Linked DNA regions of Homo sapiens: region 1 is linked to region 2. Evidence: read pairs that join two places in POLR2A ChIA-PET (ENCODE). Cell type or tissue: Panc1. All regions are shown on one strand.

Region 1 (5,000 bases), 52 kb before region 2:
AACATTCCACAGAACATATATCTATTCATTTGTACCTGTGACCCCATATCAAGTAAAATTTATCACTATGAGCAAATTGTGACCCTAGTTGAGACCAATCACTTCAACTGACCAGCAGAACCCATTCTCTCATCTACTGAAGATTCCAGAAATTCTTGCCTTTCTACAGCAGTACTACATTTACCTCTTTGTTCTCTGATCATTATCACATTAAGAAGTATTCCCATATTTCTCTCACTTTAAAACACACACACATGCACACACACACACACACACCCCTCTCCATTTCACTCTCCTCTTCAGTTGTCCTAGTTTTATTTATCTCTTTACAATAAAACCACCCCCAACAAATTGTTTCTGATCACTATTTTCAATTTTCCTACTTCCATATTTTCCTGGCCTCTCTCCAATCAGAATTTTCCCTTTTCCATCAAAACTGCTCATAAAAGATCACCAATTACCCCTATGTTGCTAAAACCAATGATCAATTCTGAGTTCCCATCTCACATGGTCTAATACTGGTATTTGAATTAGGTCATGCCTCTAAATCAGGTGTGTCCGATCTTTTGGCTTCCCTGGGCCACCTTGGAAGAAGAATTGTCTTGGGTCACACATAAAATACACTAACACTAATAATAGCTGATGAGCTAAACATAAATCACCAAAAAATTCTCATAGCGTTTTAAGAAAATTTATGAATTTGTGTTGTGCTGCATTCAAAGTCGTCCTGGGCTGCATGCGGGCTGTGGGCCATGGGTTGAACAAGCCTGCTCCAGATTCAATATCCCCCTCACTTGACTTCCAGGACATCAGAATAGCATTCCTCCGTAGGCTTCTTTGCTTCTTATCTTCCCATCCCTTTCCTTCTCCTCCCACCACCTGCCCCTATTTCCCTTCACTGCTTTATTTGATGTTTCATCAGTTCTCATAACTTTACGTACCATCTACAAGCAGATGATTCCCAAATGTACTCCAGCCAGACCATTTCTCATTAATGTCAGGTTCATATTCCCACAGTTATTGAATGTTCAATAAACACCTCAAATTTAACATTATCAAAAACAATATTGTAACCACTTGCTCTCTTCTCTACTAATGTACACTTACAGAGCCTTTCCCATCTCAGTAAAAGGCAACTCTATACCGCAAGCTACTTAGACAAAAAATCTTGAAGTCATTCTTGCCTTCTCTCTTTTTGTCATATTTCATATCTGGTTCGTTAGCAAATCCTTTGTCCCTATTTTTAAAATTTGTATATCCAGAATATCACCTCTTACTGCCTCTATTGCTAACATCCCAGTCTAAACCTCTCATATTTTTCTCCTGAGGCAACTGGAGTGATTCTATTTAATACACATTAAGGTCATGTCACTCATCTGTTCAAAACCCTAAGATCCCCATCTCACTCAGAGTAAAAGCCAAACCTTTATAATGCCCTTCAATGGAAATTTTTGTCAAGTAAATTCAATTCAAGCTATGATAAGTCAAGTCGAAGCATGTCAATCAATCCAAGCTGAGACAATTCTAGTCATGTCATGTCAGGACACAAGTTAAGACAAGACAGGTCATGTCAAGTCCTAGATGATCTCCCCACCCACTATTACTCTTTGATCTGTTTCCCTCCAATTCTTCGTCTCAGTAGGCGCCAACAACACTGGCCTCCATGCTATTCCAGAACTCCCCAATCATGATCTTTGCTAGTGCTGTTCTATGTGAAATGCTTCCCCTGGGAACCTTTATTACTTGCCCACTTACTGATTTTCCATCTTTACTCAAATGTCACCCCTTCAATCAGTCTTGCTTGTCTATTCTATGTAATACCGCAACGTAGCCTCACCAACACAGTCTGGCTTCTGTTTCTCATTTTTTGGCTTTGAATTCATAACTAATAACATAGAATTTACTTATTCCTCTTGTTTATTGTCTATAATTCCTCTCTCTCTCTCTCAAAATACAAAGTACCTAAATTTTTGTCTCACTTATTAACTACTGTGCTCCAGAGAAGTGCTTGGCACAAAGTGTGCATACAAAAAATAGTTCTTGAAAGATGGATGAATGGCATGAAGAGCACTGTCAAAACCTAAGTATTGGGATCTCCTCGAATCTGGATAAAAATCTTAGCTAATTCTTATCAGAAGGTGAAATGGCAGCTGATGGTGCAGTAACAATAAAGATGCAGTTGCACCGTACAGGCACCCTCCTCCCCCTCCACCCACCGCCTTCTTCCCTTTAGCTTGTATGCAACACTATCTAGTCCTTTGTAAATGAACATTTCTAAATACCTGGGGAGAGTTTTGGTGAAGTCAACATTTTTTATTACATGGAATATTTTCTAAATAATACATTTTAAACATGTAAGAGAAAATTCAATCAATTATAGACTTCCTCCTTTTCCCTCTCCCTACTTTAAAGATTGTTTTAGGTAAAACTATATGGCTCACAGAATATATTTGGGGCTTATCAGGACACAGGAATACTACTACTAAAATTATTATTTCTTGTAAGCCTTTGTAAGCTTGATGTGGCAATGCAAAAAATACACAAAAACCAGGCAAACTTTATTTTCTGAAGCATCAACTCCAGTTATAATTAGATTTCCAAAATTGGTTTTAATAAAATTAGGGCTGGGCCCATATCTGCAGGCTCTCTCCTTGTTCACAGCTATATGTCCAGGATCTAACAGAGTGCTTGATAAATAGAACTCTTCCTGTTTCTTACTGTCTCAATCTCTCTCTTCTCCCTCCCGCCCTTCTTCCTCCCCTCTCCCTCTCTCTCTCTCTGAGAGAAAGAATAACGGAATTAAATTGAATGATTAATCTCCAACTATACATGATACAATCGATTCAATTTTGGCATTGTTGCCTTAAAGGGTATCATTTAGGCCAACTTAAACTCAAACAAGATACAAAAGATTACAAAAACCAGGATAAAGATAATAAGGAGAGCCAATTCTATTTGTTCGTTTATAAAAGCCCATGTTAAGAGAACTGTTAGCCTTACTTTTATTTTTGAAATTCTTCAAATCAACCTACTAATAAGATAAATGTTCATACTTTGTTCTACTCATTGTGCTAGCCAATTTAGATACATTATTTACATTATTTAATTTACTTTTTTTTTTTTTTTTTTAAGATGGAGTCTCACTCTGTCATCCAGGCTGGAATGCAGTGGCCCTATCTCAGTTAACTGCAATCTCCACCTCCTGGGTTCAAGTGATTCTTCTGCCTCAGCCTCCTGAGTAGCTGAGACTACAGGAACACACCACCACATCCTGCTAATTTTTGTATTTATTTTATTTTTAGATGGAGTCTTGCTCTTGTTGCCCAGGCTGGAATGCAGTGACGCAATCTTGGCTCACTGCAACCTCTGCCTCCTAGGTTCAAGTGATTCTCCTGCCTCAGCCTCCAGAGTAGTTGGGATTACAGGTGCCCACCACCATGCCCAGCTAATTTTTATATTTTTAGTAGAGACGGGGTTTCATCATGTTGGCCATGCTGGTCTGAAACTCCTGACTTCAAGTGATCTGCCCGCCTTGGCCTCCCAAAATGCTGGGATTATGGGCATGAGCCACCCTTCTTGGCCTTATTTTAGTATTTTTGTAGAGACGGGGTTTCACCATGTTGGCCATGCTGGTCTCAAACTCCTGACCTCAAGTGATCCACCTGCCTTGGCCTCCCAAAGTGCTGAGATTACGGGAATAAGCCACCGTGCCTGGCCTATTTATTTTACTTTAAAGAGAAGTCCTATGACCTGGAAATTTCTCTGACCCATATAATTCAAACTGCTTATCAGAAGTCTATATATGTCACACGCATTAAGCCCTGTAGAGTCATGGAATATTATCCTTGAGACAGATTTTAGTGGATTTTCATTGTTTCATTTTTTTCTTAAGAAACATTACTCTTTCCTGCTAAATGCATTGCAGTCTTCCTCCTGAGGATCAATTTTTCTCACACTCCTAGTCCTTGGTCTTCTGATGAGATAGTTCTAAGTCAACCAACATGGCTCATTTTCCTGAGTATAGTGAGAGGTTTAGAGATGTACATGTGACCAATCAAACTACATAAGATAAACTGTGACTTTTATTGGGACATAGAAAAAGAAAATTTTGCTGTTCTCTTATGCACTCAAATCAGAAAAGTTTTAGCTATGGGACCTCTTGGTAGAATTTTGGAGCCAGGTAGAGAGAAGTGCCCTAAAATGAAACTCAGATAAGGAAATGAAATGTACATGAACAAACTGGGCTCTAATTATATCACTGGAAATTTAAACAAAGCCTAGCCAATCCCTGGACTGCTCTCTTATGTGACATAATAAATCACTTATTGTTTAGGCTGGTTTGAGCTGGATTTTCTATCACATGCAATGCAAAGTTTACTAAGTGATACAAAATTCTTCACATTTGCAACTCTACGAATATCATTTTAAAAATGCGATTTTGTTCATAACAGTAGTATAAACTAGATTTAACTCTTTTTTTTTTTTTTAAGGTGAAGTCTCGCTGTTTTCCAAGCTAGAGTGCAGTGGCATGATCTCGGCTCACTGCAACCTACACCTCTTGGGTTCAAGCAATTCTCCTGCCTCAGCCTCCAGAGTAGCTGGGATTACAGGCATGTGCAACCATGCCCAGTTAATTTTTTTTTTTTTTTTTTTTTGTATTTTTAGTAGAGACGGGGTTTCACCACATTGGCCAGGTTGGTCTTGAACTCCTGACCTCAGGTGATCCACCCGCCTCAGCCCTCCAAAGTGTTAGGATTATAGGTGTGAGCCACTGTGCCCAGCCTAATTCGTTTTTTTTAAAGTAATGATCTGACCCACCAAATTTCCACCAGTAGATATTCAACGTTAGATAATTTGGTGGGTAAAATTTGGATGCATGTTTACAAGTTCAAATGATATGACAACGTACCACAGCTGTATCATAAATCCTGTATCTATTTCTTAATTTGAAGCAGCATTCAAGTATAAGCAGGATGCCCACAGGAATGTATTGAGGCTGG
Region 2 (5,000 bases):
TTTAGAAGAGTAGGGAATACTTCAGAATTCATTTTATATGGTAAGTAATACCAGACAAAGAAAAAAATATTAACAAACCAAATTCAAAAATTTATAAAAATATGTGTATACCATTACCAAATGGAATTCATTTCAGGTATGTAAGGCTAGTTAACATTCAGGAATCAATTAAGGTAATCTATCGTATCAACAAGCTAAAAAAGAAAACACGATCATATCAATGAATGCAGATAAAGCCTTGGATGAAATCCAATGGTCATTAGATAAAAACTCTCAACCAATTAGGAATAGAGGGGAATTAGGAATAGAGGGGAAATATCTTGACTTGCTTAAACACAGATATGTAAACCTAAAACTAGCATACATACTTAGTGATGAAAGACTGAATGTTTTCTCCCTGATAATGGACACAAGTCAAAGGCATCGGTTCTCATTACTCTTATTCATTATAGTACTGGCAATTCTAGCTGTGGTAATAAGGCAAGCAAAAGGAACAAAAGGCATAGAGATTAGATAGGAAGAAATAAACTGTTTCTAGATAGAGGTGACATATTATCTACATAGAAAATCCCAACTAATATACATAAAAACTCCAAGAACTGGTACTTGAGTTCAGCAAGGTTCAAGGGTACAAGGTCGAAATGTAAAAATCAATCACATTTCTACATACGAACAATAAACACTGAAACTAAAATTTAAAACAGTACAATTTTCAATCACTTCGAATAAAATGAAATTCTTAGGTATACAGTTTAAAAATGTATGCTGAAAGCTTCGTAATGCTGATCAAATAAATACATGCTGATTAAAATGCTGATCTTCCAATACACGAACAGAGTATGTCTCTGTACTTAAATCATTCTTTGATTTAAAGAGAGAGACATACTCTGTTCGTGTATTGGAAGACTCAACATAGTAAGAATATATATTCTCCCAAAATTACTATCAAAATTCCACCAAGGCTTTTATAGATATAAAAAAAAATCTATTCTAAAGTTTATATGGAAAGGCATAGCCCCAAAATAGCTAAAGTGATTTTCAAAATTAATAAAGTGGGACACCTGGTTAAAAATCAACTCAAAATGCATTAAAGACTTAAATTTAAGACCTGAAACTATAAAATTGCTAGAAGGAAACAGGGGAAGTTTTCCTTGACATAGGACTAGTAATGATATTCTGAACATGACTCCAAAAGTACTGGCACAAAACTGAAAATTAAAAAAAAAAAAAACAGAATTGCATCAAACTAAAAAGCTTCTGCATAGCTCAGGAAAGAATCAACAGAGGGAAGAGACAACCTATGGATTGGGAGAAAATATTTGCAAGCCATACATCTGATAAGGGGTAAATATCCAAAATATATAAGGAACTCAAACAATTCAAAATATCATATGTATCCCACAAATATGTACAAATATTACATATCCATAAAAATTAAAAATAAACTAGGCATATCACCTGAGTAGACATTCAAAAGAAGACATACAAATTGCAAACAGGTATATAAAAAAATGTTTAACATCTCTAATCCTCAGACAAATGCAAATTAGAACCATCATGAGATATCACCTCACACCGATGGAATGTCTATTATTAAAAAGAAAAAAGATAAGTGTTGGTGAGGACACAAAGAAAAGGAAACCCTTGCATATCGTTTGTAGGAATGTAAATTAGACAGCCATTATAAAAAACAGTACAGAGGTTGCTTTTCTCAAAAAACTAAAAGTAGAACAACCATATGATCCAGTAAACGCACTATAGGTTATGTATCCAAAGGAAATGAAATCAGTACATCAAAGAGATATGAAGACTATGGTTAATACCTATATATGTATTACATTTTTAAAATTGGTAAAAGAGTAGATTTTAATGTCTCACCTGAAAAAATAAGTATGTGAGGTAATACATATGTTAATTAGCTCAAATAAGTCATTGCACCAATGTGATCATATTGTAAAACACAATGTTGTACACTATACATATATAACGACTTTATTTTTACATACAAAATAAATAATTTTAAAAACAACATGAGAAGAATCACTTTAGTTAATATTAAAGCTTGCTACATAGCTAGAGTAACTTAGACTGAGGGTCTTGGGTGAAGAGATAGACATATAGATCAATAAAACAGAATAAAGAATCCTATATTAGATCCCACACAATCATATTCAACTGATTTTTGACAATAGTGCAAAAGCAATTCAGTGGAGGAAGAATAACCCTTAAGTAAATAGTGCTGAAGGATCTGGCAAAAAAACTGATGTGAACTTTATACTTTTTATAAAAATTAACCCAGAATAGATCATAAATATATATGTAAAATATAAAACAAAAACACTTTTAGGAGAAAATCCTTGGGCAAAGAATTCTTAGAATTGACAACAGTTGCAAAATTCATAAAAAAATTAATTAGACCTCATCAAAATTAAAAAAAAAATACTTTTGCTCTGGTAAAACCCATGTGAAAAGAATGAAAAGGCAAGCTAGAAATTTGGAGAAAATATTTGCAAACCACATATCTAACAAAGGAGTAGGAAAAAAAAAACCTCTCAAAATATAACATTGGGAAACAATCTAATTAGAAACTGTGCAAAAGACATGAACATTCATTTCACCAAAAAGGAAATACAGATGGCAAATAAGCACATAAAAAATGTCCAATATTATTAGCTATCAGAGATACGCAAATTAAATTCACAATGAGCTATCACTATATACCTTTCAGAATAGCTAAATTTAAAAATGGTGACAATACCAAAGCGTGGAGAGAATGTGGAGAACTGAATCAATTGAATATTGTTGAAGGGATACAAAATGGTACAGCTAGTTTGGCAGTGTGTTATAAAACTAAACATGAAATTGCCATACAATCTTGCACTTGCACTCTTGGACATTTATTCCAGAAGAATAATAATTTATGTTCACACAAAAAAACTGTAAATGCATATTCATAGCACCTTTATTTGTAATATCCCCAAACTGAAATCAGCTCATATGTCCTTCAACAGGTGGATGGTTAAACAAACTGACATATACAATGGGATACTACTCAGCAACAAAGAGTAACAAGCTATTTTTTTAAAGTAACAAAATAGGCCAGGGGCGGTGGCTCAAGCCTGCAATCCTAGCACTTTGGGGGGCCGAGGCGGGCAGATCACTTGAGGTCAGGAGTTCAAAACCAGTCTGGCCAATATGATGAAACCCTGTCTCTACTAAAAATACAAAAAAATTAGCCAGGCATGGTGGCAGGTGCCTGTAATCCCAGCTACTCAGGAGGCTGAGGCAGGAGAATGGCTTGAACCCAGGTGGTGGAGGTTGTAGTGAGCCAAGATCGGGCCGCTGCACTCCAGCCTGGGTGATGGGTAATAGAGTGAGACTCTTGTCTCAAAAAAAAAAAAAAAAAAAAAAAGTAACAAAATAGTGATAGATGTGTCAACTGGATGAATTGCCAGTAAATTAGGTTGAGTGAAAAAAAAAAAAAGTTGGTGCGATGGCTCAGGCCTTAATCTCAGCAAGTTGGGAAGCCGACACAGGAGGATCACTTAAGCCCAGGGGTTGGAGACCAGCCTGGGCAACATGGTGAAACCCCGTTTCTACTACAAATACAATTAGCTGGGCATGGTGGTGGTGAGAGCCTGTGGTCCCAGCTACTCAGGAGGCTGAGGTGGGAGGATCGCTTGAGCCCAGGAAGTCGAGGTGGCAGTGAGCCATTGCACTCCAGCCCGGGCAATGGGAGTAAGATCCTGTATCAAAAAAACAAAAAACAAACAAACAAACAAAGAAAAATATATATATATCCAATCCCAAAATGTTATACACTGTATGATTCCATTTATACGACATTTTTGAAATAACAACATTTTCAAAATGGTGGATGGGTTAATGGTTTGATTGCCTGGGGTTAAAGACAAAGGGAAAGAGGGCAGGAGGAGGTGGGTGTGGTCACAACAGGGAAACAGAAGAGATCCTTGTGGGGTTGTAACTGTTCAGTATCTTGACTGTGATGAATATGAAAACCTACTGAGCTAATAAACGTTATAGTACTTAATACACACAAATAACCTCACATAAATGATTCCAAATAGAACTGGAAAAATTTGAATAATATTGGTGGATTGCATCAATGTCAGTATCTGGTTTTGATCTTATCCTATCATTTTTTCAAAATGTTATTATTGAAGGAAACTGGCAAATTAAACAAGGGGTCTCTGTATTATTTCTTATAACTGCATATTAATTTATAATTATCTCAAAAATGTTTCAATTAAAAAATCCTATTAAATTCCAGATTCACTATTAGTGTCCTTTTCTGTCCTATAACTATTGAAACAGAATTTTTTCATAGGATATATTATGATGTTGGGTAAAACACATACAAGCAGATAATTAATTCCTAATACATAATAATTTATTTCACACACAAAATTATCTTTATTAAATATGACAGTTCACAAAACTGCATTTTATATGCTTCTTAGCAACTTATAGAAATTACTGACCCAGGTTTAACAGAAATATTCACTCCTTCTAGATACAGGTGAACTTCTTGACTTTGAACATAGACTGCTAAGAAGGCTGAGGGTGAACCCTTGCAAATTAACTGATCCTGGCAAGTCAAAAAAGAGCGTAATGGGAAAGAATTAAGCTACAGACCAAATCCCTCTTCCTTCCACTTACCCATCCGTCGCAAGAATTTAATATTAGAAACTGCAAGAATAGTGCTGCTGCTAATAACTAGAAGAAATGACTATGAATATGTGGAAATGCATGGATTAAACTAATGGGGTACATGACATTTGACATTGGCCAATTCTTCTAGAGGACTTTTTAATCAGTGGAAAGTCCTATTCAGGGAGAGAATCTTAATGCATCATTGATGTTGCTTATTTTTTATTTTAATAGTGAGATAGTTTTAAACAAAATGGAGTGATTTTGGAGGGTGGAAGGAACAGAGCTGATCAGGCAATGCAGCAGAGAGTTAAAGCACAAAGCATTCT

The links. Peaks named below come from ENCODE experiments on the same cell type or tissue, not always from the same donor. Only the 100,000 strongest peaks of a DNase experiment are listed, where the experiment ranks them.
Region 1: POLR2A ChIA-PET joins it to region 2 with 7 read pairs; 5 of 35 experiments call an interaction of 5 or more read pairs at or near these places.

What each region holds. Positions count from the first base shown.
Region 1 is chr7:79,310,692-79,315,691 of GRCh38, forward strand. All of the region lies in intron 1 of MAGI2 (membrane associated guanylate kinase, WW and PDZ domain containing 2), which reads right to left. Among named protein-coding and RNA genes, the nearest start is that of MAGI2-AS3, 140 kb to the right of the region's middle. In Panc1, no CTCF peak of the experiment used is centred here; no DNase peak of the experiment used is centred here; H3K27ac peaks cover 2,333 bases.
Region 2 is chr7:79,362,479-79,367,478 of GRCh38, forward strand. All of the region lies in intron 1 of MAGI2 (membrane associated guanylate kinase, WW and PDZ domain containing 2), which reads right to left. Among named protein-coding and RNA genes, the nearest start is that of MAGI2-AS3, 88 kb to the right of the region's middle. In Panc1, no CTCF peak of the experiment used is centred here; no DNase peak of the experiment used is centred here; H3K27ac peaks cover 1,122 bases.